Regions from separate parts of the Homo sapiens genome. Here region 1 is linked to region 2. The links are chromatin loops, found by intact Hi-C in ENCODE. Cell type or tissue: PC-9. All regions are shown on one strand. Each heading gives the region's core, and the rest is flanking DNA. Links, peaks and the distances in the headings are about the cores only.

The links. Peaks named below come from ENCODE experiments on the same cell type or tissue, not always from the same donor. Only the 100,000 strongest peaks of a DNase experiment are listed, where the experiment ranks them.
Region 1: it touches region 2 in a loop (2.5-fold over the local background); 2 of 110 quality-filtered maps call a loop at or near these places.

The regions. Positions count from the first base shown.
Region 1 is chr13:73,061,542-73,077,884 of GRCh38, reverse strand. KLF5 (KLF transcription factor 5) reads right to left here. Exons shown (of 4, transcript NM_001730.5): 2 at 15,151-16,024; 3 at 14,002-14,061; 4 at 347-2,177. The coding sequence ends at 1,999. Among named protein-coding and RNA genes, the nearest start is that of KLF5, 11 kb to the right of the region's middle. RefSeq lists enhancers at 1,545-2,350, 2,351-3,157. In PC-9, for the core only: no CTCF peak of the experiment used is centred there; DNase peaks (open chromatin) are centred at 8,234, 11,784 and 12,744; H3K4me3 peaks cover 4,729 bases; H3K27ac peaks cover 6,040 bases.
Region 2 is chr13:73,186,155-73,202,497 of GRCh38, reverse strand. It overlaps the pseudogene RNU4-10P. Among named protein-coding and RNA genes, the nearest start is that of KLF5, 140 kb to the right of the region's middle. In PC-9, for the core only: no CTCF peak of the experiment used is centred there; DNase peaks (open chromatin) are centred at 7,197 and 8,017; H3K27ac peaks cover 2,159 bases.

The DNA of each region.
Region 1 (16,343 bases), core at 7,779-15,778, 130 kb after region 2:
GAGGTCAGTTCACAAGACCAGCCTGGCCAATATGGTGAAAGCCCACCTCTACTAAAAATACAAAAATTAGCCAGGCGTGGTGACGTGCGCCCGTAATCTCAACCACTCGGGATGCTGAGACAGGATAATCACTTGAACCTGGGAGGCAGAGGTTGCAGTGAGCCGATATTGCGCCACTGCACTCCAGCCTGGGTGACAGAGCGAGACTCCGTCTCAAAAAATAAATCCCCGTCTTATGTAGGTACGGGTTCAATGTGGCTCCTCTACAAATGTGTGGAATTGATTTCTCACTAACCGCCCTGATCAGACTCTTTATTGCAGGTAAAGAAGAAAAGCACCACATACATCTTTTAGGCACTTTTTATTTTCCAAAAAAAAAATTGTCGTTAATATATAAACATCTCATTCTCTCAAAAAATTCTACAACTATACAGCTGTTTGCTCCATTATTTGCATAGGAAATGACCACAATACAAAAATAAGAGGGAAAAAGAAGCAAAACAGCAACCGATTTCTGCTTTTCATGTAGGTGTGTTTCCACGTATAAACATTTTGAAGCCTCTTACAAAATTATTTACATCGTTTGTCATCTATTTACATCTTTTAAGAGCAACTTTTCTAACAAACAAAACTATAATTTATCAAGTTATGAAAATTGTCTTCTAAAAAAACTTACTATATTACCACAAAATAAATAAAGATAAACAATATTTTAAAAACAAAATTAAATTTTCATTTCAATTAAGACCCCTTTTGGCATTTTGCTTATTTATTCTGCCCTTTGGTTAACAGCATCAGCATCACATTACTATTTTATATTGCATATATGTAGCATTTGCTTCCTTAAGTTTTCAACATATCATTTATATTTAAAGGCAGACACTGAGTCAGTATTAATAGATTAACTAAACTGCACTGTAATTTAGATAAAATTACTGTGTCTCACTGTGTATTACATGCAAAATCCACATAAATTGTCATTTAACCAACAGTACTGCACGAGCGAACATCTCGATATATGAAAACTGCATCATCAATTCAACGTTTTGGTACTTGAAACTGCATCATAAATGCAACATTGTCATATGTGAAAACGACACCCTAAGTCCTTCTTTTTAAAAATGACATTGCGTTTAGCTTATTGTAAGAGGTTGAACTTTTGTATTTTGTAACTATCTTTAAGCTCTTCAGTTTATAATTCATATAAAATGCCTTTTGTATTTAAAATAATCCTATTTTAATCAGTGCATGAAATTTGCTTTTTTAAAGTTCATTTGAATGATTATTCCTTCCCTCTAAAGAAATGATTTTGGTAATGTTGAGAGGTACCTTACCACAAATCCTAACTGTAAGTGTATTCATGGTTATTTTCAAAAGAATTATGACTCTTCCCCAAAAGAATCCTAAAAAACTTGTAATAAACCTATAAAGCTGATTTGCATATTTACAAAATTTTGAATAGCAAATATAGGCAACTCATATATGTATATAATTTTTAAAAACCCACACATTTGTTCAATGGCTATTTGTGAATTGCCAGGTATACTGTATCTCTAAGGAATTACCTACTATTGAAAAAAACTACTCAATGCCAAGTAAAATCTTGACATACAATCCATTCTTCTTCTGGTGCCTGCCAACTGATTTGTTTACTGAACACTGTCACATTAAATGATGGTGCCTAGGTAAAAACGCTGCACACACTCCCCTCCACCCCCACCCCTTACCCATGTTGAGACGTGGCTGCCTGTCATGAGATGAGATCTGCTTGAGTAAAGCCATATACATTACAGCAAGCATTCCAGATTCTTAAAATGACCAAACACTTTGGTATTAATACAATGTATTCCCTGTTTTCTCAAATATACAAAATATACATTTCCAGTTTTAGTTGTGGTTTTCTTGCTTTTGTTTGTTTTTGTTGTTTTTACACAGGAATAGTTAGGTCTGTCATTTGAGGGAGCCCAGGGGACCTGGAACGGGTCACACGGGCAGTGCTCAGTTCTGGTGCCTCTTCATATGCAGGGCCAGGTGGTCAGAGCGCGAGAAGCTGCGGTTGCACACCCCGCACTGGAAGGGCTTGGCGCCTGTGTGCTTCCGGTAGTGGCGGGTCAGCTCATCCGATCGCGCGAACCTCCAGTCGCAGCCTTCCCAGGTACACTTGTATGGCTTTTCACCTGTGACAACGAACAAAGGAGGTAAAGCGGCCTGCTTGTAATGCAAACATCCTAGATAACACCGGAGAAGGAATTTCAAAGAAAAAAAAAATCTTGGCCAAGCGAAAGAAGGAAAGCTCATGAATTCCATTATGAGTAAATACATATCAAAGCCACTCAAAGTAAGCTAGTTAAGAGTTATTTCTTATAACCTCCAAGTATTTTTTACCTCATAAAGAAAAAAGCATTTTGTGTACCTTTGAACAACTGAAGAATAACAATTTTAGACAAGTACAAAACGAATCAGTGCCCTTATTTTTATGTACTCCTACACACATAAATCCAGGAAATGACTAGATGAGCCTGAGTGGCTTTATCATTATTGTGCAAATACAGTTTCTATACCAACAAACCCAAATTAAATTATTATAGGACTAATGGCTGTAAGGTGGGTGAGGGAGGAAAAAATTCAGAAGCTGTTGCACGAATCACCTATACATTGAATTTCATGTACCACAACTGCTTAACCAGAAACTGGTCCTAGATGTTTCTAAATTAGCCAGACAGAAGCTTGCAGCTCATCAATCAGTTCACTTGAAAACATGGCCTCCAAAATGGACTATTAGGGCATTCACTCTTTGAGAGTCACACACACCTTCACACACCTTCCTTTTGCAGATTGAAGCAAAATAGTCTGGTACTGATAACTTCACATTGGTAAAAAAAAAAGACCATGAAACAACTGTAAAAACTGACATTTGTTGACTTGTATTTAGTTTTTCTTTGTCATGTGTTACACCCAAAATTCATTCCATAAACAATTCGCCAAGCATCTATTATAGGCCAGGAACTGTCCCAAATACTTGTGATACAATGGCTAACAAAATAAAAACAGTTGGCCTCATGGAGCTTACATGTGTAATATACATCTAAAAGTCTGAAATTGTTCAACCTACCCATTCCATTCTTTCACAGTTCTCTTCCCTTGAGTATTGAGTTGGTATGTTCCTCCCTCCCATCCTGTAATGTATATTATTCCTAATGCTCCCCAAAGCTTGCCAGCTGTTTAACTTTCAAAACCACTAAATATTCATAATGTAGTCTTAATTCTCTGTTTGTGAAGAATCCTACTGGAGATCATATATTCCAGTAGGAATAAATGCCAAAACGTTCTTTCAGTGAGCATTAACTAGCAGTTCCTACATTTATGATTTTATAATTTTCTATGAATTTTTTATAAGAATTCGTGAGATAAATTTGTATATTAAAGTATTACTGGCTTACTGCTGAGTTTTATATAGATACTTTTTCACCTCTTAAATTCCCTTAAAAAAATGTTTCCTTCTGAAAGGGAGGAACCTCAGAGTTGCTTTGAACACTTGTTTAGTTCTGACGAAACAGAAACTGCACAACCTTTCTGCCTAATTTAGCAGTATCATGTTCAGGAAGTTGTAGGATTAACCAAGTCAGTCTAAACTTTAAAAGACCCTGTCCTCATCAACTGAGATTTCTACAATTTGTGGTTAATATATTTTTGTTGTCATGATAACCACTCTGACTCTCAGACAAAGAAGAAAGTGCCAAAACAGACGACATGAAAGTGGTCCCAATTTTTTTTCCCTTGAGAGTTCACCTACATTTCCCATGGTATGGATTGCTGTGCCATACTTCCTCTCTTCTCTCCTCTGCCTCTGACCCAGACAGTTTTTGTTTTAATTCCCTTTCTGGTTCCTATCAATCCACTTTAAAAATGAACATCTCAATTCTAGAAGTTTTTTCTCCCCTCATAGTAGATTCTAACCAGAAATTTAACCTAAGACACTCAAGCCATTTACAAAACAAAGTATAAATCACGTTCTGTCACTTACAATCACATAAAATGTCTGATATATAGAAATATTTTAACACCAGTAGTAAATATAGCTATCACATTTGTAGATGTAAATTGATCACAAAAAAAATTTTTGCACAGTACTATTAGTTTTTGTTCCCTGTGAAAAATAAACCACAGAAACAAACATATTGGTTAAATACTTTACTGTCATTTAATGGAAAGAAAAAGTTATTTCTGATGTCTGAGACAAGGAAAAAAATTCCTATAGTGCTCCCAATTTTAAAAGAAATCATTCTAGTCTTTTGAATTTAATAATTAAATAGCAGAACTGAATTTTCAGAGTTTATGTAAGAAACAAGGGACACTAGACTCTTTTTGTTCACTATTTTTATTGGCTATGAAGCAATAAACTGCACCAGTATTTTTTAAAGTTTACTTTACTGATTGCTTGAAATACGGTAGCCATTAAAGTTTCTAAAACATTTGGGGTTTTGCTCTCAATTTATGCACATCTATAGAGTATTCAGCCAAGAATACTACCAGTGTCTGGAATGTTAGTTACTGGGGCCAAGTCTTACCATAAAAGTAAGGACAACTATCCCCCCACTTGGGGCAGTTTCTATGGGATTTGTTCAAGTGTCAACACCGTTCAAGTAAAACATCGTAGAGGAAACTGGTACCCAATTTCTGGCCAAACAGCAGACTTGGGCCTTTCTTCCTCAGCCAGAAACACTATGCACAGTACTTCTGGGAAACCAAACTGACTTCCTTTAAGTTATATTTCAACAGGATAGAGCTTTCAAAAGTTTAATTGGATTTTTACAGAATCTCTTTCCAATACCACCAATTTAAAATATTTAGTTAAGCTCTTTCAACATCAACTGTATTTTTAAGTTCTCATGCTGTTAACGTGAAACTTTCCAAAGGCAAAAAGAAAAAAGTGACAAGTTTGTACAGCACAGAAAACAAGCTCCCACTTTATCTCAAAGTATGTGTTTTCTCATTCTGTTTTTAAATTACAGGAGTATTTTGCTAGAATCTCTAATCTTTGAAAACTATGTTCAAGTTAAACATGCATACTATCCACGCTGATAAAGTCATTAACATACTTTACAAAAATGTTAAGCAGAAACATTACCGGTAAAAGGAAAAGGGAGCAGGCACCAGCAGCCATGGAGCACATACTCCAGAGCGAGGTACTTCTCATTATCTCGCTTCCTCACAATAACCCCGTAGAGTTAGAAGCAAAACGATGAGCTCCACATTAAGAATCCTGGTCTGCCACTTTTCCTTAATGTCTCACTTAAATCTTCCATTAGCAAACACTAATACACTCTCTTTGAACGATTTAAGGAACACATACATATTGTTCAAATTCATTTCCAGATTCTAAAGCCACTTGCGAAGGTCAGCTAAGGAATGGCTTAATGGACTCACAGCAAGCCTTGAACCCCAGACGATCTGAAACAGAGAGCACAACCTGGCAGTGCCAGCCTCTGTGGGGCCTGTGGGGTCCTGAGCACTGTTCAGGTATTGCCAATTCCCAGGTATCACCTAACGATAGCTCCTTTCCCCCAGGGTAAGTGAATTTCAGTGGGTTAGTGGAACATGTTTGTAAGCCATTTTAAAAATCCTCAGCAACAAACTGAAAATTGTCCTTTTTTTTCCCCCCTCTGAATGACTTCTGAACCTATCACAATGGAATGGGAAGTTTCTCTGCTCTGCTGAACACATTCAATAGACATACCAAGGCCTTTCCCTAAAATGTTCTACATAGATTCTTCTAACAAAAGAATAAAAATCACTGATAAAATATTTATCTTAAAATAGTTATTTTAGATAATGTTTTAAAAGTTTATTGCAGCAAATTTACACATCGGTTTCCTTCCTGGTGACTAAAAGACAACTCAATCAATATCTGATAAAGCTAAAATATCATGAGAATTAAAGTCACTGTTTATTAGTGAAGGTGTAACCTGTACTAAATGCCTTGCAAAACTCAAATAAGACTTGGTTTCTGGCCTCAAAGAACTTAAAATCTTGTATCTTGTTCTGCGAACCTAAACAATCCAAACTTTTAAAGTAGAATAAATTATTTCAACCTAATCTAAACTCTTAGAACTTAAGAGTCCTTGAAGCTCAAAATGGGCTCTTATTTCAAGAGGAAAATATTTTCATGCAATTCAATAATAATTAGATTTTTCCCATCATTTGAGACTTACGAAATTTAGTCTCTGAAATAGGCTCATATTAGATTTGCTTCTAAAAATCAAAAGGGAGAAAAATAGGAAACACTTATTAAAGAAATTCATAGGAAAATGATTTAGATATCTAAGAAAAGAGATAAAGTAGGAGGATGATTTTAGCTCACTAATTCATATTTTTACGTCTATGCCAGTAATTTTCCATCAAAAACCTTTCTATTAAAACTCATTGTCACACATTTCCTATACTTGGAACAGAAGGTCCATATCAAAGATTAGTATTATTAGCATTTGTAAATGCATCTAATTATTTACCAGATAACACCATCAATATTGTGCCCATTCAACCTAAGGAAGCTGATTGCCAAAAACAAAAACAAAAGCAACAAAAGAGAAATTCCTTTCTCTCCTCAATTTATATTTATCACTTTCTTTAAAATCCGATACCTCACTCCTTCTAGAAAGCCTCTGAACAGACCAGGAGAGATCATTTCACTTCTCTGTATCCCCATCACTGAAATTTCTGTTGAGCTATCAATTTGCACTTGCACATATACTGCTTTAGGAAGGCTTCAAATAGTTGTATTTTGCCTCCTTAACTAGCTTTTAAAGTTCCTCAAGGGCAGAGACTATCTTCTATTCCTGCTGTAATGCCACACTTTCCCTAATGCATCTTGAAAACAACTCAGTTATTCTGATTAAAGAAAAGGAGGGAAGGCATAAAAGGTTCTTGTGAGGCTGTCAGCTTTTTATTCTTCTGTGGACCCTCCTGCAGCAGGGCTTTTGCCTGGCTTTGCCCTGCCCAGGACCACTGAGAGTAATCTGGTAATACGCATTTAGGTGAGAACCATGTTTTGAGCCACTTCCAGAGAAAATAATCGAATGAGTTATTGTCCATTCTGAAGTTATACAGGGATAAACTCTGTTTAAACAAATTGTCTTAGGTAGAACTGGACTGGACTTCAGGAAAGCCAAGACATACTAGAGCCCCTAGCACTGGTCAAAGGCAGCGAGGGGACTTCTCCCAGGGCCAGAAAGCACTGATCTGCCAAACCCAGAGAGGGAATGGGTGGGATCACGATGTCAGGGGTTACACTTACAGTCTACATCCTAGCAGAGATTTGGAATCTCTGGGCTCCTAAACTACTGCTACTTCTCCTCTGGGTTCCCAGTAAACATTATGAAGACTATCCCCTGTCATTAATAGAGTTAATGAAATCAAATACCAATTCTTCCGTCTCCTGATAACGAGACAACACTCGGATTCACTTTCTTATAATGGGAGTTCGCACTGACGTTAAAGTGTCAATGAGGAATTTCACCTTTTCTTTTTGTAAGCAAAACAGAAAAATCCTCTATTTTCATTTTTTCCCAGTATGGAATGAGTACTAGATAACCTTCCCTTTAATTTGCACTTCACATGGTGACCCTGACCAGTAGGTCTCCTCCCAACTCGTAAAGGTTTACCTTTTCATAAAGTAGCCAAAAATAAATTTATTCTTCTATATAGATATTTTTAGGTAAAAGTTACCTACTGTGCACTTCTAAAACTGTAACTTATCCTTAATAAGAGTTGTTGTTTGAGATCCTTGAATATAAATAATACTGGCTAACAGACTAGGAATGCTGCTACGGAGATACTTTTACTAAAGTAGGACATTATTTCTAATCTTTCACTAGAAACGATGTAGGCCATCAAGTAAACAGCTACTACATTCTATAGAACCAAAAATATCTGCCAAATTCTTGGGTGACTGTATTATTATTTTTTAAAAACATTACTCTCTACTTTCAAGACTAATTATTTCTATCTCCACTCCAGCAATTCTATTTAGTCTATGAACAAAAGGGCAAGAAGAGATTATTCATCTTTGGATTCTCCACAAAACCAGTAAAAAATATTTGCTGAATCAAATTATACTTAACTTTTGATAAGCTTTATCATCTCTAAACAATGTTTAATCAATTTCCTATGTAAATGTTTCTCAGAAGAAAGAACAAGTCCTAGAAGCAAAGTTTAATCTTCCCAGTGAGTCATTAAAAAGAAATTGCTTCTAAGCTTTCATGCTCATAAATACCTTTCCTGGGGTCTGAACCAGCAAGTCTCTTAAGCTACTACTTTAAAAAAAAATTGTTTGAAATTATCAATACACAAAATAAATTTCAAAGCTGCAAATGAAAAAAAAATGGAAAAGAATGAAAAGAATGTTTAATAAAATCTAATACTAAAGGCTAATAAATGTGATACTTCCTCTGCAATAGTTTTCAAATAGAGACTCAAAAAACCACTGAGTCCTAAATCTCTTCCTGCAAAAAAGATTTTGCCTGTGTTATCTCTACCAATAAAACAGGTTACACATTTAACCACTATTATTTCTCGATTCACATTGTAAGATCTCCATCCATTAAGGCCCAGAGTGAAAACCTTTGTATACAGTTTTCCTAAAAAGCCTTTTACCCTTTTCCCACAGTTCCACAAAAAGAAGAGTAACTTATGTTCAGAACACTGAATGTTGCTTTTAGTAAGTACCTGCAATGAAAATATCTTTATTGTCAATATTATCGATTTTTTATTTTTTATTATTATTATTTTTTCAGATGGAGTCTTGCTCTGTTGTCCGGGCTGGAGTGTGGTGGCATGATCTTGGCTCACCACAACCTCTGCCTCCCAGGTTCAAGCAATTCTCCTGCATCAGGCTCCCAAGTAGCTGGGACTATAGGCATGTGCCACCATGCCCAGCTAATTTTTGTATTTTTAGTAGAGACAGGGTTTCACTATGTTGGCCAGGCTGGTCTCGAACCCCTGAACTCAGGTGATCCACCTGCCTCCGCCTCCCAAAGAGCTGGGATTACAGGCGTGAGCCGCCACCGCGCCCAGCCAAATATTATCGAGATTTTAAAACCAAAAGCTATGTTTAATATATTCCATGAAAAATGACTTTGGAGCAAAGACCTAGAAAGGAATTTTTTTTTTTTTTTTTTTTTTTGAGATGGAGTCTCACTCTGTTGCCCAGGCTGGAGTGCAGTGGCACGATCTCAGCTCACTGCAACCTCCGCCTCGTGGGTTCAAACGAGTCTCTTGCCTCAGCCTCCTGAGTAACTGGGACTACAGGCATGTGCCACCACGCCTGACTAATTTTTGTATTTTTAGTGGAGATGGGGTTTTGCCTTGTTGGCCAGGCTGGTCTCGAACCCCTAAACTCAGGTGATCCACCTGCTTCGGCCTCCCAAGTGCCAGAATTACAGGTGTGGGCCACTGTGCCAGGCCCTAGAAAAGAAATTCATATCTAAGGATCTTTTAGTACCCAAACTGAAAGTCAATATATTCAGCAGCAAATCTCAAGTACAGATTATACGAAGTATAACTAATAACATCTTACTACACATGTCAGTAGGCAATAAAGTCTTCTGCAAAAGACAGTAAGGCAGAAAATGGGAATGTAACCCCTTTACAAACTAGGCTTCCACTAAAAATCTTTCCAGGACTTAATGTGGAAATCTTTCCTAAACAGGGAATCTTGAACACAGTGCTTTAAGAGTCCATTTTGTGAGTCTGGCGTGGTGGCTCACGCCTGTAATCCCAGCACTTTGGGAGGCTGGGGCGGGTGGATCATCTGAGGTCAGGAGTTCGAGACCAGCCTGGCCAACATGGTGAAACCCCGTCTCCACTAAAAATACAAAAATTAGCCGGGCGTGGTGGCAGGCGCCTGTAATCCCAGCTACTTGAGAGGCTGAGGCAGGAGAATCGCTTGAACCTGGGAGGTGGAGGTTGCAGTGAGCCGAGATCGCACCATTGCACTCCAGCCTGGGGACGAAAGCGAGACTTCATCTCAAAAAAAAAAAAAAAAGAAGAGTGAATTTTGTGTTCCTATGTTATTTGTACAATGTTTCCATTTTCTCCTACGGGCGTGTTTCAAATTGTCCTTTTCCATTGTCAATCTCCAGTAAGCCACTCTGGGATCACTTAGTACACACAGAGTCCAATGCATGGAGTCTGGGTCTGAGGAATACTTGAGCCAAGTGTGTGTTGTTCAAAGACTTTCTTTGTACAAATGCTAATTTCTTGCCCTGTTCCAGATAGCTGAAACGGGGGAAAAAAAAGAAAGAAAAAATCTAGAAACGTTACCGTACCCTGATTTCCCAACAGCTTTTCCATATTCTCTAAGGTTAAGTGTATATCCACGCACATGAAGGGAACCGCTAGGACTTCAAACATCTGTGTTGAGTTCATGGTTTACTTTTTCAGAACTTTTTCTCTGGTAAGAACTTTTTAAATTTCTACAAATTTTTGTTTGAAGATACAGTCAATATATTTTCCTACTGATTTCAACTTGCCTCAAACCTTTGCAAACTTAGACATTATTTTAAATGTTCATTATATTAAAGAAAAAAGTAAGGTATGTGAGCATATAATACTGGTTGCAATAGACAGTTTATCAGTCATGTTGATTTATAAAGACAAAACAGTATACTTGGGAGCAACTTTAGAGTAATAGCAATGTGTTCCGCCCCTTGTAGACATCATGAGGCATACAAATTTCAGTACAATGTTCATTTAAATGCTGTTAAAAGTACAAATATTTTGAATTGGAAATACACCACTCATTGACATTGTTACCTAGAAGCAGCCATAATTATTTCTCACCAAAGGCATGATAAATGTATACACACACATACTACAAATAATACATGCGAACATCCACATCTATAAGGGGTGCTTCTACAGGCCTTATGCTATACTATGTATGTACAGATATAAATAAAATATAATTATTCCCTAGAATAGAAGCAAATGTTTCCAGTATTGTCTAATCACACAAAGAAGACAGAACTTTGTATTATTTATATGCGATTTCCTGATAAAGAAATCAAAGTATATGAACTTAGAAGACTTGAATGCTATACTTCTGGTTTAAGAAACTGATATATCATCTACTCTGTCATCTCAGATTACTTAAAAAGTTCTATTTTGTTAAGACTATTATTTGCTTAGGTTCAATTTGCAACCCAAGTTAAAGAAGCACTTCCAATCTAAAAATCCAGAAGAAGTAATTAAACTCAGATGTAGGCTGTTTTCATTGCCTAAATTATTTTTAAAACATAAGGTAACTTGACATTTTAAAGCAATTACAATTATTTTCCAAAGAAATGCTAGGGTGCTTCACATTCTGCCTGTAAAACGACAATCATTTAAAGAGTATTTTATGTCATCAACTGTTGTGTGGTTTTTAAAGTCCTCTGATCAACGGTCCGAGAGGGAGGAGGAGGACAGAAAGAAAACCAAAAAAAGCTATTACATAAGAGAAGTAATTTAGAAAAACTGTCCTAACTGTTCTACCTGGGCCTTAAAGGGAAAGAAAAAAAAAAAACACCTTTGCTGGCTTCAGATACATTCATTTAAAAACAACAGGCGGGCAGGGTGGGGAGGATGCAATGAGAGAACAGGTAATTTTAAAAGGCATTGTCTAGAAATGAGAAATGAGGAGAAAACAACCTCAATGCTCTATGATTACCCAAGAACAGGTTTAGCCAGATGAACAAGTCTGCTACAAACCCTCCCCAAGGCATTTGAAAGACTATCAAACAAAACTTTATTAAACTGGATTACATGTTCTCATTCATTAGATGTTGAAGGCCACAATGTTTATGGTCAGGTGAAAAAGCTGATGCAAGGGACCCAAACCAGGTCTCGGTCTTCTTTTCAGTCTGTTTTTATTAGTACAAGCATTGTTAAGACAACCCACGATTAAATGTATTTGCCGGCAGGTCAAGTTCCTGAATCGCAGGTATAAGCATTCAGGGCACTAAACCCTGACGGGGTGAAAGGCTATTCAGATATGGGTTTGACTACATCCCTGCAATAAGTAGTTGATTACATCGTTATATGCAATTGTGCTCTTTTATTAGGAGACTTTAAACCCAGGAAAATGTGTTCCCTCCTATCTCTCAAGGACTTCCAAAAGTGAAAAAAACAATAGTTCAAATGTCTTTATATTTCCATTTATATTCTGTAAAAGGACATTTTGGTATTTCTACATGGAATATTTTCCTGGCACTTGTCATTTGTATTTTGAAAACTTTAAGTTGGAGTTTTTATAACATGCTTAATTCATTTGTGTTTAACTATAAAAATTTCTACCTTGGGCTGCCTATGAAGGATCCTTCCTCTTATGTAATCAGTTTGTCTCCATGCAAAAACCTCAGGCCAAAACAGCCCGCTCATTTCATAGATAAATACATAAGATGCCTTCTCCTTAAAAGCAGTTTCTCAAAAAGCCCTGGAATCTACAACATTGTCATCGGATTTTAGTAAGTAGTGTTTATCACTGGGATATCAAGCAATGCTTCCTAACATGCATACAAAATGTCTGCAACCATATTCCTCTTAGGGCTCTACCTCAGCACTGACCTTTGTTCAAAGGCTTTTACTTTTTAATGCAGCAGTTAGAGATAACTACTTCATTTATCAAAACTCAATTTCCATAGTAACATCTAGCCTCGGGAGATTCAAGTCCTCACACTAATCCAACAACCCATTCAAAGGAACTGTTGAATACTTTGGTTTCCATAGCAATGATGGAATAATACATTTTGCTAGGTCATTGCTTTTATTAGCAAACTTATTCTCTGAACTTTAGGTAAGGCTGTATTTATTGAGGGAAAAAAACACAATCACTTTATATAAGTTCTTTTCTTTAGGGCTGCTCTTTTAAGAAAATCGCAAATAGTAACCATCTATATATTTGACAATATTTGGAGTATTTGGGGGGCCTTTAAAGTATGCCACCTGGTTTCATCTTAAAATGGCTTCTGATATAATTTTAAAGTTTAAAAGCTCTTAAAAGTGCTGGTCGGGCGCGGTGGCTCACGCCTGTAATCCCAGCACTTTGGGAGGCCGAGGCAGGTGGATAAAGATGTCAGGAGTTGGAGACCAGCCTGGCCAACATGGTGAAACCCCATCTCTACTAGAGATACAAAAATCAACTGGGCATGGTGGTGGGGGCCTGTAATCCCAGCTACTCGGGAGGCTGAAGCAGGAGAATCGCTTGAACCTGGGAGGCAGAGGTTGCAGTGAACTGAGATCACACCACTGCACTACAGCCTGGCAACAGAGCAAGACTCCATCTCAAAAAAAGTGACTGCTATAGATTGAACAAAGCAAATACAAAAGTAGAGGAGCTAAACTTAAAAGCATATGTAAACAAGAATGAATGTAAGCTAGAATAAAGATCAAGTCTCTCACACATACCAAGTTTAGGCTGGGGCTTGTAACCCATTTCTGACCACCTGATTTTAACACTGCAATTTCAGCACTACCTTTCATCAAGCACAGAAAACATACTAAACACAGATATTTTAACCTAGAGGTGAAACTAACGTTTTCACCAATTATGCAGTACACTCCAAATGGGAAAGTTTTTAAGAGTTTAAAATGGCTTTCTCAGAGCAAAATTATTTGCTATGGAAGAAAATGAGTTTTGTTTTGTTTTTTTTCCTTCAAAACACTGCCAGTATAAGTTTTAAAATCCATTAGTAAACATCGCTGTTTACATTTTTGGGTAATCAACTCTGAGCGGTGACAGGGCAAGAAGGCCTTAGTGAGGGAACATCACCGGCCTTCCTGGAACCAGATTTCTCATGGAACTGAATTCTGAACCAAGCCTGTGCTGAAAAGGTAGGCTATTTAAAAAAAAAAAAAAAAACAAAGTTGACAGGAGAAGAGATCAAACACGTGTTAGCTTTTAAAAGGATGAATACCACTTACACTATTTACACAACTCACAGAATTAACAAGAAAATTACATACCAGTGTGAGTCCTCAGGTGAGCTTTTAAATGAGAAGACTTGGTATAAACTTTTGTGCAACCTAAAATAAAGGAGAACAGCATGTCATTTTGGAGATCCTTTTGAAATCTTTACATTTGATGATTCAGTGTTTAAAATCTGGCTTTAAAGAAGAAATCTCTCATGCTAGATGAGATTATTTGAAGCTTCAGTTTTAAAAGTTTTAAAGAGCCCTCCCCCATTACCTTATTAAAGGCATGAAGTGATTTGTTTTATGTATCACTTTAACAGGAAAGAATACAGATAATCAAGCCAAACTACAAATGGAAAATTTGTGTTTATATTCCAGTAGGTGCTGTACTTCCGTATTAAGAGCTGCTATATGTTTTTTTAAAAATTTTAATGGCTCTAGAGCTGACAGTACTAAGCCATTATCCAAGATGACTGTAATTTTCTGTACTCCCACATTTCTTCTTTTTTCATTTAGCACGTCATGCCATATCATGTATCAGAGTCAATAAATTTTGCCATGTATTAATCATAAACTAGCTTTCCCAGTAACTTGTAAATATATTCCATGTATTGTCTTCAACTTATACTTTGGGCCATGTATGTCATTCAAAACTGAGCATATGCTCACGTGCCATCAAAACCATTCTTAAATCTGTCTTGTAGACAGTCTTGTACCTAACATCAAGCTAGCTGCCTGCAACCTCCACTTCACCACCAAACCTTATTTTCCCCCACCCTACTTTAATCTCTTTCTGGGGCACTTAATTTAGAATTAAAAACTGCAATTTATTCAATTGCCATTTTAAAGTAACTCTGGCCTAACTCGAAATAATATGTATTAGAAATTCAAATCTGTTTTAATATTAAAGAAAAAAAAATCCAAGGGAACTTTTTCCAGAATATTCTAGCCAAGTTTTTGATGCATAACATAAGCAACAGACAACTAACTGGTTTACATACCAAAGTTAAAGCACAGAGATAGGATAGAGAAAAAAAAAAAGGTAATTTTTTTTTTTTTTACTGTCAAGTACAACTTTCCTATTTAAAGCCATGAGGTTGAAAAGGGCACGCGCGTGCACACACGCACACGCGCGCGCACACAGACACACACACACACACACTACATCTATTGATGCTTCAACCAGGTAAGAGCACATACCAGGGTAATCGCAGTAGTGGATGCGTCGTTTCTCCAAATCGGGGTTACTCCTTCTATTGTATCTGACAGGTTGGATGTTTTGTGAGTTAACTGGCAGGGTGGTGGGTAAATTTGGATTGTGAATTGCCAGTTTAGAAGCAATTGTAGCAGCATAGGATGGAGGTGGGGTTAAATTCTGGAGCATCTCTGCTTGTCTATCTGGACTTCCAGGCTCTGAGCTTGGTGGTGACGGGGGAAAGTAAGTGGCCTGTTGTGGAAGAAACTGACTTGGCATTGTGTATGTGCAAGGGGGCATGCCCTGGAATTGTTTCACTGCAGTCTGCGGAACAGCAGAGGTGTGTGTGTTAAGGCCTGCCATGGCAGCTGACATAGAAACATTAAGAGTGTCCATTGCTGCTGTCTGATTTGTAGAACTGGGCATATCTAGATCCGGTGTATTCAGTAGCTGGTACAGGTGGCCCTGCTGGGTAGGGACAGAAAGATGAAGATCTGGTGTAGGAAGTTCTTGTTTGATGAAAATATTGTTCACCTCTGGAGCTGCGGTCTGGTGTGAGCTGAATATACTGGTGAACTCAGGGAGGGCCTGGGTCGGGGCCGGAGGAGGGGCAGTCGTTTCACTCTGGTGGCTGAAAATGGCAACAGGTTCTGTCTTGATGTGTGTTACGCACGGTCTCTGGGATTTGTAGAGGCCAGTTCTCAGGTGAGTGATGTCAGGGAGGAAGACGTTCATGTTGATACTGTAAGGTAACCCTTCAGTGTCAGTGAAGAACTGGTCTACGACTGAGGCACTGTCTCGTCTATACTTTTTATGCTCTGGAATTATAGGAACTGGAGGAAGCTGAGGTGTCAGATACTTCTCCATTTCACATCTTGTCTAAAAAAGAAGAGATATAAAATGCATAATCCACCTGATTCACCATCTCGGGAAGAACGAACAATCGGCGCCTACTAAAAATTCCCCCAATCCCTGTGTAAGGTACTAGGGCAAACTCCTCAGTGTTGCTTATAAACATATCAGGCTTATTTTGTCGATTGTGTAATAACTGGTTGACCAAAACCTTATGAAACTCTGTGTAACTGGTAAAACTGCTCCCCCAATCACCCCCAAAAGTGAAAGACGCAAATCAAGAATAAAAAAGAAAGCAAACTTAAAACATTCCATTCTGATGCAATAACAAGGTACCATCACCCCT
Region 2 (16,343 bases), core at 4,097-12,096:
ACCATTTGACCCAACAATCTCATTACTGGGAATACACCCAAAGGAATATAAATCTTTCTATCATAAAGATATGTGTATGGTCATTGCAGCAGTACTCACAAAAGCAAAGGCATGGAATCAACCTAAATGCCTATCAATGGCAGGCTGCATAAAGAAAATGTGGCACATATACACCGTGGAATACTATGCAGCCATTAGAAAGAACAAGATGGTGTCCTTTGCAGGGTCATGGACGGAGCTGTAGGCCATTGTCCTAAGCAAACCAATATAGGAACAGAAAACCAAATACAGCATGTTCTCACATATAAGTGAGAGCTAAATAATGAGAACACATGGACACATAGAGTGGAACAACACACACTGGGGACTATCAGAGGGTGGAGAGGGGGAGAAGGGAGTGGATCAGGAAAAGTAACTAAGGGATACTAGGCTTAATATTTGGGTGAAAAAATAATCTGTACAGCAAACCCCCATGACACAAGTTTACCCATATAACAAACTTGCACATGTACCACTGAACTTAAAATAAAAGTTAAAGATAAAAAATAGCATGTAGTGTTTTAATTTGATACACATTATATGTATTGCCTAACCAGATCATAAATTTCTTTTAAGGCAAAATACCATGTCAGATACGTCATTGATTCTCACACTGCCTATTTTACTCTTGGGAATACAGGAAGGACTTAATAAATGCTTCATTGATTACTCATTAACTACTACTCAGGAAAGTTAATCATCTGTTTCACCCACTTCTCCTGCTAAGCTATAGTTTACCCTTTGTTTGGTGCAATTCCCAACTCGCTCTTTTCACTCCCTTGTTTAGTAAGAAATCATTTCTCTAATTTATTAGGGAAATGGACTAACTACATGCCACTGAGAAAGAAACACCACTAATACACCCAGTCCCAGAATCTAGGAGATGGGGTAAGAATGGTGATTTGCAGTAGCCATCTTTCCTTCATAGGGAATTTCTGAAACTGCAGCCCTTGTATTTGTTGTGTTCTGTAGAAAGAACAGATAGTTACAAATGGAAAGACTAATACAGATCTATGAAACTAAGCTTAGGAAATAACACTTTAATATATGCCCCCTCAACTAAAGAACAAAAATAAATAAATAAATCATTAATTGAAAACAATCATTTGTCCTACCAACTTCCTTTCACAAACCTCTTCACCCTCCCTTGTCCCATATATTTATTGTGTGGCATAAGGGGGAAACATTACTATGCTGAAGCTTTTATATAAGTGGTTCTGCTTGAGTAAAAGGGGGACATATGGAAATCAGCTAACAGCAAGAGTTCAAAGAGGGAAGCTGGAGGAGGAGGAGACATATTGGCTCTGGATTTGGGACATCCCAATGCGTAAATGTTTATAAGCCCAATAAGAACAAAGACCTGAATACACCTTCCAGTTTTAAGTAGCTTTCTTTTTTGAGAAGCAAGAAGCGATCATGGCTGTTTGTGCTGGGCTATATAGCAAAGGTCGAGAATGTCAGTAGGAGCAAGATATAGACAATTACATGAAATAGACATAGATCCAAACACAGTGGGACTCTGATAAAGATTAAAATCAGCATAATAAAGAAAGCCTAATTATCTAATATCAGAGATTGCCATTTTCATGGCATCATGATTATGTCATTGTGTTTCTATAATACATGCTGGTAAAGTCCATAACTTTGTTGTTTTATATATTATATATGTATTTTCTTTCCAGGATCAAGCTTCTTCTTTTAAAAACGTATTTTTAATGTTATATTTCATGAACAATTCCAGTCTGGCTTCAGAGCAACATTTTTCCACCCACATGGGAAACTGTGCCAAACCTTCAAGGTTTTGCAATACTCTTTTGTAGTATTCCTTTTATCAGGAAATCAAGTAAATATTAATTTTTTTCAAAAGAGAGAAGTATGTTTCCCTGCCAAACACCCAAGTTACAGTGTGATATAATATGAGCTATCAACACATTCTGTATGTTTTCCAAAGACTTCAATCGAGATACCACGGTAGCCGTTTGCTTCAGTGAGGGCTCACAAGTCGAATTAAGGGCTGAATTTATTCCAGAACCCTTAAACTTTTTTTTTTTTTTCGGGGTGGGGGGATGGAGTTTTGCTCATTGCCTAGGCTGGAGTACAATGGCGCAATGTTAGCTCACCGCAACCTCCACCTCCCAGGTTCAAGCAATTCTCCTGCCTCAGCCTCCCGAGTAGCTGGGATTACAGGCATGTGCCACCACGCCCGGCTAGTTTTGTACTTCTAGTAGAGACAGGGTTTCTCCATGTTGGTCAGGCTGGTCTCAAACTCCCGACCTCAGGTGATTCAACTGCCTCAGCCACCCAAAGTGCTGGGATTACAGGCATGAGTCACTGCACCTGGCAACCCTTAAACCTTTTCATAAACAAATAAACACATAGTTTAAGACTCTTGATATCTTTTTTCCTAACCATTCATAGCGTCAATAATTTCATTTTTCACAATCCCCAGATTTCTAAAATGCAGTAGTTATTAGACATCCTGCAGTGGGCTAAGAACCCATCCTACAGTGGGGCCATTTTTTCAACACGGACTATCTATACCGTAAAAAAAAAAAAAAAAAAAAAAATACAGGTTTGAAAGTAGAAATGACCTGGTCTCAATTCACAGACAGGACATTACTTCTAAGAACTACAAAGTGCCTTTATTTTTTGAGGTTTAAATACATTTTAAAGGCACCATAGTGTTGGTTCAAAGAAGAAGAAAGAGAAGGAGATTATTAAAAGGACGTTGGGTGAAATAAGAAAAAAGTCAGAAAAGAAGGATTGCCAAGAAATTTAGTCTCTAGGACACACTGGAGGCTTGAGATTAAGTTTTATTTCTCTCCAAAATTTCCGGATGGAATTGCATCTGTAGGAATCCTGGCTCAGATGAGTCCTCTTGGAAAATCAATATATCATAAAATCCAGAATTATTTAAGTTTTAAACACCATCAACATCAAACCAACACCGACTAAAAACTAAATAAGTGGACATGCAATTCACTGGAGACAACCACAACCAACACCATGTGCAGCTCAACTCAGAACTCGCTGAGGGAAGAATTATTCTCCCACAATTTAGACTAACAAATCCACATTCTTAAAGTTTCTCAGACGTCTAATTAAAAGAAGCCCTCTTGGATGATAGAAATATGCCTATGCGTATAATGACTCATTCTATGGCATATCATTTTAAGCCTGTAACTCATTATCAGTTAAATAACATAGGGTCTGGAATGCAATGATAGATGTTAAGGCTGGCAAAGGAATGAGGCCTCACACTAGCAACTGTGTGTGTGCATGTGTATGTGTGCATATGTATGTGTGTGTTTGTCCCACCCATGAATATAGTAGTGTTGACAAATGAAACCATTTGGAGCATTCGTTTTCTGAAGTTCCTTGTTTGATCAGGCCACAGTAGCTATTTGATTAAGCCATTATAGGCCTCCCTATTTGCCAATGAGGAAATCGTGATGAACAATGAAGGCTTTTTCAAGACCACACATAGAAACATGTAACATCCCTGCAGAAACTGAGCTCAACCTTGGGAAAAAGAAATCATCCAACATTTGTCAGACTCATTTGTCCATTCACTACAAAATGCCTATTAAGCACAACCCCAGCAAGTTGTGTATTCAGCAAGTGTTGGGCATCCAGCCACTATGTAACCTGGCCCAAACTACTCAGAAGAAAACCATCCTGGGGGCTAAGAGGCAGAGCACCAATGCTTCTGATTGGTAGCTGCAGCTGTGAAACACCTTGTAAAAGAAACAGTGGGCAAACCTGAGAGCAATGCAATTTATTCCTTTCACAGCAAATAGTATGAATTACCACTTGATAGTCAATCATTTCCTTAGACTTACACAGTCTCCCAGGACAGGACAAGGTAGTGATCATGAACAGAGGACAGATGGCATCCTTCTCCATATGAAAATGGAGTCCAATCGGATGTTAATTTTTTTTTCTCTTTTCAGACAGAGTCTTACTCTTTTGCCCGGGCTGGAATACAGTGGTATCATCACAGCTCACCGTAACCTCAAACTCCTGAGCTCAAGTGATCCTCCAGCCTCAGCCTCCCAAGTAGCTGGGACTACAGGCATGTACCACCACACCTGATTTTTTTTTTATTTTTTTGTAGAGATGGGGTCTCACTATCTTGCCCAGGCTGGCCTTGAACTCCTGGGCTCAAGTGATCCTCTCAACTCAGCCTCCCAAAGTGTTGGGATTATAGGCATGAACCACAGCACCCAGCATTTTTTTTTTTTTTTTTGACAGAGTCTTGCTCTGTTACCAGGCTGGAATGCAGTGGCACGATCTCTGCTCACTGCAACCTCCCCCTCCTGAGTTCAAGCGATTCTCCTGCCTCATACTCCCGAGTAGCTGGGACTACAGGCGTGCACCAAACACCCAGTTAATTTTTGTATTTTTAGTAGAGATGGGGTTTTACCATGCTGGCCAGGCTGGTCTCGAACTCCTGACCTCGTGATCTGCCCGTCTTGGCCTCCCAAAGTGCTTTGATTACAGGCGTGAGCCACCGCACCTGGCCTGCACCCAGCCTTATGTTATTTTAGACGACTTGTTTGAACATCAGAAACTTATTTTCTTTAATCCTGAGGAGCAAATGAGTTTACAGTATTACACTCCGAAGAGATTGTAAATTCTACTTGGTAGATGAAGAGAAAGAGAGGAGTGACTTGTCTTTGGGCATAGTGTCAATTAACAGAAAACTCCATGCAAATAAAAAATACCCATAAGATTTTCATCCCACTCTTTCAGATGCAGAGGAAAAGTCTAAATCATAGTTGTAAGCTTGTAAATATTAAGGCTATGCATATGGCTGTAATAGTAGTTTCTATATGAGGTCAATTTGCCACATTCAAATTTTTATTAAGTACTGCATTGCTATCACATAAAGACAGAGCGTATGTAAAGAATCCATAGAATTGTAAATTTTAAATGAGTAGATTGTATGATATGTGAATTATATCTCACTGAAGACTGAGAACCAAAGTTGAAGAACCAATGCTTCCAGATTAAAAGGGCCCACCAAGTACCCAGTAAATAAATTTAAAATGTCCTCTCCTAAACCATCTCATTGGAAAATTTCCAAACCCTAAGGATAAAAAGAAGACTTGATAATCTTACAGAGGCTGGGTACGGTGGCTCATGCCTGTAATCCCAGCACTTTGGGAGGCTGCGGTGGGCAGATCACCTATGTCAGGAGTTGGAGACCAACCTGGCCAACATGGTGAAACCCCGTCTCTACTAAAAGTACAAAAATTACCCGGGCATGGTGGCAGGCACCTGTAATCTCCGCTACTCGGCAGGCTGAGACAGGAGAATCACATGAACCCGGGAGACAGATTTTGTAGTGATCCGAGATCATGCCACTGTACTCCAGCCTGAGTGATAGAGCGAGACCGCGTCTCAAAAAAAAAAAGAAAATCTTACAGAGATTCTCATCTGCAAAAGAATGAGAATCACGCTCATGTAGGATGGCTCACTGGCCCTGGACACCTGAAGACACTGGGACATGGTTTTCATTGCTTTGAGGGAAAATGATTTTTGACATAGAATTCTTTATCCAACAGAACTATAAACCAAATATAAATCAAGGAGGACTAAAAACATTTTCCTCTAAGGCAATGTTTGTTAGAAGGTTTCTTAAGGATTTACTACACAAAGTGTGGATGAAAAAAAAAGCAAGAAAAGAAGAAAATACAAGATTTAGAAAACAGTCAATTCAACCTAGCAGAACAAAAGAGAGAAGTCCCAAATGCCAGCTGGGGAACTGCCTTGGAGTGGGGTGGGGAGGACCAACCAGATTGCAGCCAAAGGACAGACGGCTCCTAGAAAGTATCTAAGAATATTCCCTTTATTCCATGAACTGGCTGCAATGTTTCAGAAATAAAAGCAAATTACATATGGGATAAAAGTAGATAAAGATGTAAGTTTTTTAAATCCTCACATCTCATAACAGGCATTTCCAATAATAGGAAGTCAGGCCAGGCATGGTGATTCACACCTACAATCCCAGCACTTTGGGTAGCCGATGCAGAGGATCACTTGGGCTCAGGAGTTTGAGACCACCCTAGGCAACAAGGTGAGACCCTCTATCTCTCCAAAAATATCAAAAAATTAGCCGAGTGTGGTGACACATGCCACCGCAGATACAAGGGACGTTGAGGCAGGAGGATCACTTGAGCCCAGGAGGTCAAGGCTACAGTGAGCCAAGATCACACCATTGCACCCCAGCCTGGGCAACCGAGTGAGACCCTGTTTCAAAAATAAATAAAGAAACAAAAGTAAAAATTAGAAAAAAATAAAACAAGATGAGGAGCTTGTAAACCCAAACTTAGGGGTGTAATCAAAATATACACATCAACTATGGAACTTGGTAAACTGAAATAAATGTTAAAAATGATATCTCCAGGCTGAGCATGGTGGCTCACGCCTGTAATTCCCAGCACTTTGGGAGGACAAGGCAGGCGGATCACGAGGTCAGGAGTTCGAGACCAGCCTGGCCAACACAGTGAAACCCTGTCTCTACTAAAAATACAAAAATTAGCCAGGTGTGGTGTGGGCACCTGTAGACCCAGCTACTCTGGAGGCTGAGGCAGGAGAATTGCTTGAACCAGGGAGGCAGAGGTTGCAAGTGAGCCAAGCTCATGCCATTGCATTCCAGCCTAGGCAACAAGAGCAAGACTCCATCTCAAAAAAAAAAAAAAAGATACATCCCTTCCCCTAAAAAAAGGTGTAGTGGGTGATTAATTTGATTCTAATTTGGTTAATTCTGCCTAAAAATAAAGCAAAGTTGTATAAAAGAGGTAATATTTGAGCTAAACCCTAAATTATTGGTAGGATTTTGATGGAGAAAGGAAAAGCTGTATTCTAGCTTATCCTAAAATGTATTCTACAAAAGGACAATCATTTGTAGGCATGCAAACCAAAAGCCAATTACACCTTCCAGAAAGGAACTATTATTTTTTAAATACTCATCTGAAAAGAAGAAATATTCAGAATATTTTATGCTAAGCTCAGACTTACTTGTACCAGAAAATACTTTCTGAGCTTGTGAGTCACTTAGTTACTTAAAGAATAAAATTCTGAAAGAAACAAGATTATATTGTGTGTCAGTGACCATGAAGGTTGAATTCATTTACCTAGAACAGTTTCTGTTGACTTAACTATGCTTTAAGTTTACTTCTCTAATTCTGTAATGAAAGTAGCAGAGCTGGTTACAGGGAAAATGTTCATAGTGAATCACAGTTTGAGTGCTTTTGTTCTTTTTATTATTTTTTTCTTAGAGCATGTCTTGGTAATTTCTAACTCCAAGCTTATTTTATTGAAGTCTTCAATTTATAACTAAATCTGTTATTATGCCAACAAACTTGATCTACATATTTTATTTATTTATCATTGATTTTTTAAAAGAAATGAGGTTTTTCTAACCAAAGTCAATTTGGAGTCAAAATAGATGATATACACTAAAATTTCATGAGGAGTTTTCTATGAAGTCATTTGAGGAAACAAAAATCACAAGAACTTTTGAATTAAAACAAGTTTATTTTTGTTGCCAAATATTTTTAAAATAATAATTCTGCTTTTTAGCACCTGTGTGCTTTTTAGTCAAACACACCAAAACGCCACCAGGTTGAGAGGAGCAATCTGAATACTTTAAAAGCTTTAAAAAATAGATTTAGCAGGTAATTATGATTTTTATATCATAAAATTTTATTAAAATCTCCTCTGTCTCTTGTTTATTCTTCCACTTTACATGTTTAATCTCAACTGCCTTCACATATCAACCTCATTTACTCAAGCAGAGATAAGACCAGCGGGAAAGAGAAAAACGTACCTTATTATTTCAAGTCGACAAATAGTTATTGAGTGCCTATCTTGTACAGAACTATGCTAGGTGCTCTGGAGAATATGAAAGTAGCATGATACCTGACCTTTGTCCTCATCCTTGTATAGAGAGATCAAATCAGTGGGGCATTGCAAAACAGTGCAATATGAGAATAAATGTTCATGGCATGGGAGGGGCACAGACAGGAACTCACAGATTCAGATAAGGAAGGGCTCAGGTTGAGCTACAGTGGAGGGAAATGATGGCCTCCAGAGAAGATCTCGGCCTTGGGGGATGAGTTTAAAGGGTCAGATGGGTAGAGAGGATAAGCAAGCCCAGGCAGTGACATGAGCACAGATGCAGAGACAGGAAGGGGTAGATTGTATTTGAAGTTCTAGTTTGGCCAAACTGAGATAAACTCACCATTAGGGAGAGTGGGATAAGGTTGGAGTAGTTAGGAGCAACTTTGCAGGCAGTCTTAGAAGTATTATGCAGGCAATAGAAAACCATTCAAATGTTGTGAGATGGAAGATGACCCAGCAAAACCAACTTTTGGGCACATTCCTACTGCAACTCTGTACAGAGGAATATTATAGAAGTGTAGGATAGAAGGGTATTTGACTTTCCAGATGTGAGGTGATGGGAATTTAAATCATTAAAAATACTTAACTAGGAGGCCATTGGGCTAAGATGGCTCCAGTGCCTTGGGTTCCGACATAAGCAAACCAAATCCCAATTTGATGTAAACAATAAAGCAAAATCTAAGCTTAACCAATTAGAAACCACCAAATAACCTTTAGCTAGAAATCTGACCAATCAGAAACCACCAACTGACCTCTAACTAGGGACTTTTCACATTGGCTAATCAAATGTTTTCTCTGTCTTGCTTCCAAGAATACTTGATGTTTCCTCTCTCACACACTTCCCACACCTCATGGAGTGCTGAACCACTTGAGGTCTGATGATGCTCAATTCATGAATTGCTGAATGCTTAAATTCATTAAAATTTTAATATGACTAAATGTATCTTTTAACACAATTATGGTTGGTGGTAGTAGAAAAAAATAGAAAAGAAAAAAATGGAAAAAAAGAAAAAACAAGAAAAGAAGCCAGGCATGGTGGCTCCTGCCTATAATAATTCCAATTCTTCAGAAGGACAAGACGGGAGGATTTCTTGAAGCCAGGAGTTTGAGACCAGCCTGGGCAACACAGTGAGATCCCGTCTCTACAAAAAATTTAAAAAAAATTAAAAATTAGCAAGGCATGGTGGCATGTGCCTATAGTCCTAGCTACTCAGGAGTCTGAGGCAAGAGGATCACTTGAGCCCAGGAGTTCAAGGCTGCAGTGAACTGTGATGGCACCACTGTACCCTAGCCTGGGCAACAGAGCAAGACCCTGTCTCTAAAAAAATAAAAGATACTAAAAAATAAAAAAACAAGGAAAGAATCAATTGGATCTGTGTATTGACTAATTTGAGACAGCTCTTAGATGTATTCATAAACGTAACTATAAACTCCAATCAATATGTCCAAAACTAAGCTCAGAATCTCCGTTCATCCAAACCTATTCTTCCTCTCGTTTCTCTATCTCAGTAAGTGGTACCTTTATTCTTCCAGTTGCCCAAACCAGAAACTAAAATGGAAGATGTTGCCTCGTCACTCTTCCCTTCCCACAGCCCCATCTCTAATATATCACCAGGTTATAATATTTCTCTATTATTTCTCAAGTCCACCCACTTCTTTCCAACTTTTTGCTATTTCCCTCATCAAGGCCACTGTCAGTTCTTGTGTGAATTATCACAGGACTCCTAAGACATCTCCCTGCCATTCACTATTATTAAAAAGACAACAACAACAAAAAAAAACAGATGATGGTGAGGATACTGAGAAAAGGGAACTCTTACACACTGTTGATCAGAATGTAAGTTAATACAATCACTGTGGAAAACAGTATGGGAATTTCTCAAAAAACTAAAAATATAACGACCATAAAATCCAACGTTTCCACTACTGGGTATCTACTCAAAGGAAAGGAAATCAGTTTATCAAAGGGATACCTAAACACACATGTTACATGTTTATCACAGCACTATTCATGATAGAAAAGATATGGAATCAACCTACATGTCCATCAATGGATGAGTGGATAAAGAAAATATGGTACATATACGCTATGGAATACTATTTGACCACAAAAAAGAATGACAACATGTCATCTACAGCAACATGGATGGAACTAGAGGCCATCATGTTAAGTAACATAAGCCAGGGTGGAAGGACAAACACTACATGCTCTCACTTATATATAAGAGCTAAAAACTTGATCCCATGAACATAGAGAATAAAATGATAGACACCGGAGAGTGAGAAGGAGGCAGGAATGAAGAAAGGTTGGTTATGGGTACACACATAGGGTTAGATAGAAAACTAAGTTCTAATGTTTGATAGCAACCTAGGGTAACTATACTTAGCAACAATATTATGTATATGTCAAAGAAACCAGAAGAGAGGACTCAAAATGATACCAACACAAAAATGATAAACACTCAGGTGATAGATGCCCCAAATACCCTGAAAACTCTCAGGTGATGACAGATACTCCAAATACCCTTACTTAATCATTACATAGTCTATGCATGTAACAAACACTCATATGTATCCCATAGATATGTACATTATTATATATCAATAAAGGGGAAAAAAATCTCCCTGCCTTATCCCACTGTTCCCCTACCCATTTTCAAAACCATAGCCAGAATTATATTTCTCAATAATGTCAATCTGATATCAGCAACATTGCAACTTAAGCTACTCACATGTGCAAATAAAATGTAGCTTCTTTATTTTCTTTAATCTTCATGGGTCCTCATCCAACAGAATAGTGGAAGAGAGTATAAAGCAGTTAAACCTGCCAATAGAGGGCACTTTCATTTCCTCTGTTTTTTTTAATACTGAAATATTCAGTCTCCATAGAGACTGTCAAAAATTGCCAATGCCAACTATATTGCAAGTTGTCACGGCCAGGTATTGGGAAAAGTTTTCAATTAGCAATAATTACTCCTGGATAAACCTCATTGGCTACAATACTGTCACTGCATGAAGCTCATTTCTTCTATTTTTAAGTCTTTTTAAAGTTGTTCTAACTTCCCTGGAATTTTGTTGTAACTCACAGCCTTCCTCTCTCTCATCCTTTCATCAACAATATCAATCCTATACCCTCTGGGAATCTTTATCCCACACATTGAAAAGATGAGGTTCCCCTAGGTGATGATTTCTCAGTAGTACTTCCCTATTCAATCATCAATCCACTAAATATACTTCATTTTGTGTGTAAAACTTGGCTTATTTGGAAATACCCAAGTCAAGACTGTTCCCTGTCATACAAGTTATGTAACTGATGCCTGGGTACTTTGTGACCTGGTGAAACCAGTAAATTAGCCCTTTAAAGATTCCAAAATCTTACCAGGGACAGCAATGAGATGGCCTCCAAGAATTCTGAACAAGAACGTTAAGATTATTCTGTGAATACTAGATTTTTTTTTTTTTTGAGACGGAGTCTCGCTGTGTCGTGAATACTAGATATTTTTTGGTGTTGCAGATTTTTGCTTTTTTCTGAAAAAAGTAATAAGCTTATTGTAAGATGAATCCTATATTTGAAAATCAACATGAATGGAGGCATAATAGCTATTAGTTTTGCCCATCTGCCACTCTTTCTCCGCTTTTCCTTCTGTGAACAGGCACCACCAACTTCACAACAGGGTTTTATGGGACTCATCTTGGAGTCTCATCTCTTCCTGGACACAGCAATTGGTTCAGGGGTGGACGCATGAACCAAAAAGAACTACTGGGAATCTTCCCAAAATGTCTCTGCCGGGCTGCCAAAAGAAGAAGAATCTCTTATTTCTCGAGTCACTAAATCAAGGGCTGCCTGCCAGACATGTCATCCTCTCCCTCACCTCCTCCACGAGGGAGAGAGTCAGGCTGCCATGGAAGAGAATGGAGCTGGCTTCAGAAGGAGGCAGAGACGAGACAGACAAATAGAGAGGCCAGACATCATTCAGGTTCTCAGTTCCAGTTGTCACTAAAGCCAGTGAGACATTTTAATCTGGTTCCATTTGTCAGTGCATTTCCTTTTGTTGTTTAAGCTAAGGTGGGCTTCTATCACCACAACCAAGAGTCTTAACAATTCAGGATGAAAGTGAGGATACACAAAATCAGAACCTTGGTAATACTAGTGTTTGTTTCTTTGGATAAACAAGCAAATGCTGCAAAAGAACTCTAGAACTTCTTCCCATTCACCACAAAATGTAAAGAGATACTTTCACTTTCTTATGAAGTTTCTCATTCACTTGTCATTATCTGATACCCACACAATATCAAAGACTTGCAGTGTCTTTCTTACATTGTTCCTATTATTACATATTCAAAAAAAATCTTGTTTTAACTTTTCTTAGTACATTATCGTATCAGTACCTTTGCATTTAAAAAAACAAACTTTAAGAAATGATTAACAATTTCTAATGCAAGATACCGGTTTCTCTCATTCCCAGGAGAAGGAGAAGATGAATGCCTCATAATAGGATTTAGAGAGAAAGAAAAAACAGCTTTCCTTAGGCTGTTTCGACACATTGACATGAGAGATCGCGCTGCCTGATCTCAGCAGGGAAGAGCTTGAGGAAGGCAGGAGATGGGCTAGGAAACAATGGAGACAAACGAGGTGCATTTGCGAAGACCCCCACCATGGGTTCTCCTTGCACAGTTTCTTCAGTTGATTTGGAATGCTATAAATTTCTGGAACACCAGACACACCCAGGTTCCAGTGCAAGTACAAAAACATATCCCACGCCAAATCCAAATTATTTTTGTATCATCTACCATTTGAGATTATGCCCTGTTCTTCCCCTTTCCCTCAGAGCAGATAAGCAAGAATCAACTGTGTAGTTATTAACTAAGAAAAAGAAAATGGGATGAATGGGTTGATGGGAGATGCTGCAGGGTCACAATGGACGACTGAGCAGAAGACTGTTTGGTATCACATCCCCAGCTCGATCAGTGGCTTATGCAAGAGACTGAGTAACTGCTTACCTAATTTTACTGCTAGGTGAGAACAACATGTCCTTCCTCCTTCCTAGCATGCTATGAAAACTAAAGAGATAACATCTTAAAATACTTAAATACTTGGAAAAAAATGATAGCATAGAAACATGATATTACCACCACACTCCAAGGTAGCATATATTTTCTTCATACACAGTACAAAAATTTTCCATAACAGACCCCCCAAAATTTGAAAAGCCAAGGAATTCCTACTTGCTTTGTGAGTAAATCTCTTATCAAGAGCTTAGAGAATGTAAAATTCATTGTGCACATGTACCCTAAAACTTAAAGTATAATAAAAAAAAAAATTACGGAATTTTTGTTAGTACTCTGTGTGTCATAATTGGGATTATATTTTTAAATAAGTTATCTTTTAGAGATATATTCAAAATACTTATAAGTGATATAATGTCTGGTGTTTTCTTCAAACTAATCCAGGAGAAAGGAAGAAAAACAGCATGGTAGTATAGATAAAATAATTGGACAGAGTTTATAATTATGGAAGCTGGGTGATGCATATCTGGGGATGAATTATATAATTTCTCATATTTTGTATATATTTAAATTTTTCATAATAAAAACATTTGAAATGCTAAAAAAGTTAAAGTAAAAAATAAAACAAAAAAAAGAGAATGTAAAATTTAACCCTCTGCTATGTGCACTTATTTGATTTCAATAAATGTTACACATATTCAAGTGAGAAGAATATTTGATCAAACACTTTAACCAAGGATTAAAATGAAGTCTTTATAAATTATATATGAACGTTCCCTTAGTTTTGGAGGAAATAAAAAAGTATAATTTCAGGGTTTTTTTATTCTAACTCTATTTTGGAATTTCAAAGTCACTGATACCTTTAAAAGATATATATTTTTTAAAACTTATCTAAAAGGCAAATATGACATGGTCCTTACTACATAAGATGAAGGACTTTAGTGGCTTCTAGACTTGTACATAAGAAATTGAAATTTTAACTTCTAAATTTCAAGTTCAGATCTATTAATCACAATTGCAAAGTTCCAGGAAGAATTTTATGCAAAGTGCTGTAGATACCTAAATATGGATTAGGTCGGAATTAAATCTATTTCAAGTTAAGTGCCAACTCTAATCACTTGTTAGTCATTTCTAGAACCCTGTATTTAAAAAATTCTGAGGTCACATCTAGTTTTAGCAATACAGAATACTGTGATCAATTGACAATGTCTGCCACAGGCTCAGAAATGGGACATGGTGAGCACGGTGACATCAATGCATTGTATGTGCCGTCTCTGGGGTATAAAGCAATTGTCCCTTAATATAGTAACACTTTCATTGTTAGTGATTACTGTCTAACTCAGAAGTTATTTGAATTAGTCACTGTTCTCCAAAAAAAAAAAAAAAAAAAAAAACAATATATAGGATGGAAGGAGAGAGAGAGAGAGAGAGAGAGAGAGAGAGAGAGAGATTTATTTTAAGGAATTAGCTCACACAATTCTGAGGGCTGGCAAGTCTGAAAATTTAGAGGGGAGCCCAGCAGGCTGGAGACCCAGAGAAAAGCTGATGTTGTAGTTTAAGTCCAAAGGCTGTCCAGAGGCAGAATCCCTTCTCCCCCAGGGGAACCTCAGTCTTTTCTCTTAAGGTCTTCAACTGATTGGATGAGGCCCCCCAACCTCACGGAGAGAAATCTGCCTTACTCAAAGTCCACTCATTTAAATGTTAATCACATCTTTAAAAAAATCTTCACAGCAACATCCAGACTCCTGTTTGACACAAATCTGGGTACCATGGCCTACCCATGTTGATATAAAAACTTAAACATCACAGCATTAAGAGTTATTTCTTGGCCGGGCACAGTGGCTCATGCCTGTAATCCTAGCACTTTGGGAGGCCGAGGTGGGCAGATCACCTGAGGTCAGGAGTTCAAGACCAGCCTGGCCAACATGGCAAAACCCCATCTCTACTAAAAATACAAAAATTAGCCTGGCATGGCGGTGGGCACCTGTAATCTCAGCTACTCGGGAGGCTGAGGTAGGAGAACGACTTGAACCCAGGAGGTGGAGGTTACAGTGAGCCGAGATCGCGCCATTGCACTCCAGCCTGGGCTACAAGAGCAAAAACTCTGTCTCAAAAGAAAAAAAAAAGAGTTATTTCTTTGTTGACAATGTACTAAGTGCAGATCTCATGTTCTTGACATTGCCCAAACAGAATCATCTCACTATTTCTCACGATGATCCTCTGATGAGTGTATTATTATCCACTCTTCATAGATAAGCAAAGCAAGCCAAGATGTTAAGCAACTTTTCCAAGGCCAAGAACTAATCAGTTGAGAGAAGTCTTGCTAAAATAATGCTGTTTCAATGTTTCTCCAACCTCACTGTTTTAAATAGCATTTCTCTACATATCTACATAGCCTACATATATATATATACACACACATATATATACACATATATACACACACATGTATACACACATATACACATGTATACACACACATACACATGTATACACACACATACACGTGTATACACACACATACACGTGTATACACACACATACACGTATATACACACACATACACATGTATATACATGTATACACATGTATATACACACGTATACACATGTATATACACACATGTATACACATGTGTATACACACATGTATATACACATATATACATATATACACATATATACACGTGTGTATATACACGTGTGTATATACACGTGTGTATATACACACATATATATATATACACACACATATATATACACATATATATATATTTTTTGGAGACAGGGTCTCACTTTGTCATGCAGGCTGGAGAGCAGTGGTGTGATCACAGCTCACTGAAGCCTCGACCTCCTGGGTTCAGGCTATCCTCCCATCTCAGCCCCACAAGCAGCTGAGACCACAGGCATGTACCACAACACCCGGCTAATATTTTTTTTTATTATTATTTTTGGTAGAGAAGGAATCCCCCTATGTTGTCCAGGCTGGTCTTGAACTCCTGGGCTCAAATGATCCTCCCATCTAAGCTTCCCAAAGTGCTAGGTTTACAGGTGTGAGCCACCGTGCCCGACCCTCTACATAACCTCTCCAAAACCTCCCTAATTGCTTTACTCTCCCTCTGCATATGAATATACATAGGTCTATTCCATTTCATACTGTACTTAAACAACATGGGTGTTTCCCTACTAAAACCTTTCTGATTGCACCCAATTTCTTAAACGCTGCCTCTGCTTCCCCATCTCTCACTCCCCTTCTGCCACAGGATTCAAAACTCAGGAGTGATGGCTGAAGGCGAAAGCTCAGATTCTCTCCTCAGTTGCACTTCTGCGCTCTCTCTTGGTACCACTTGGCACTACGGACGCCCTTTACCCCTTGAGACACTCTCT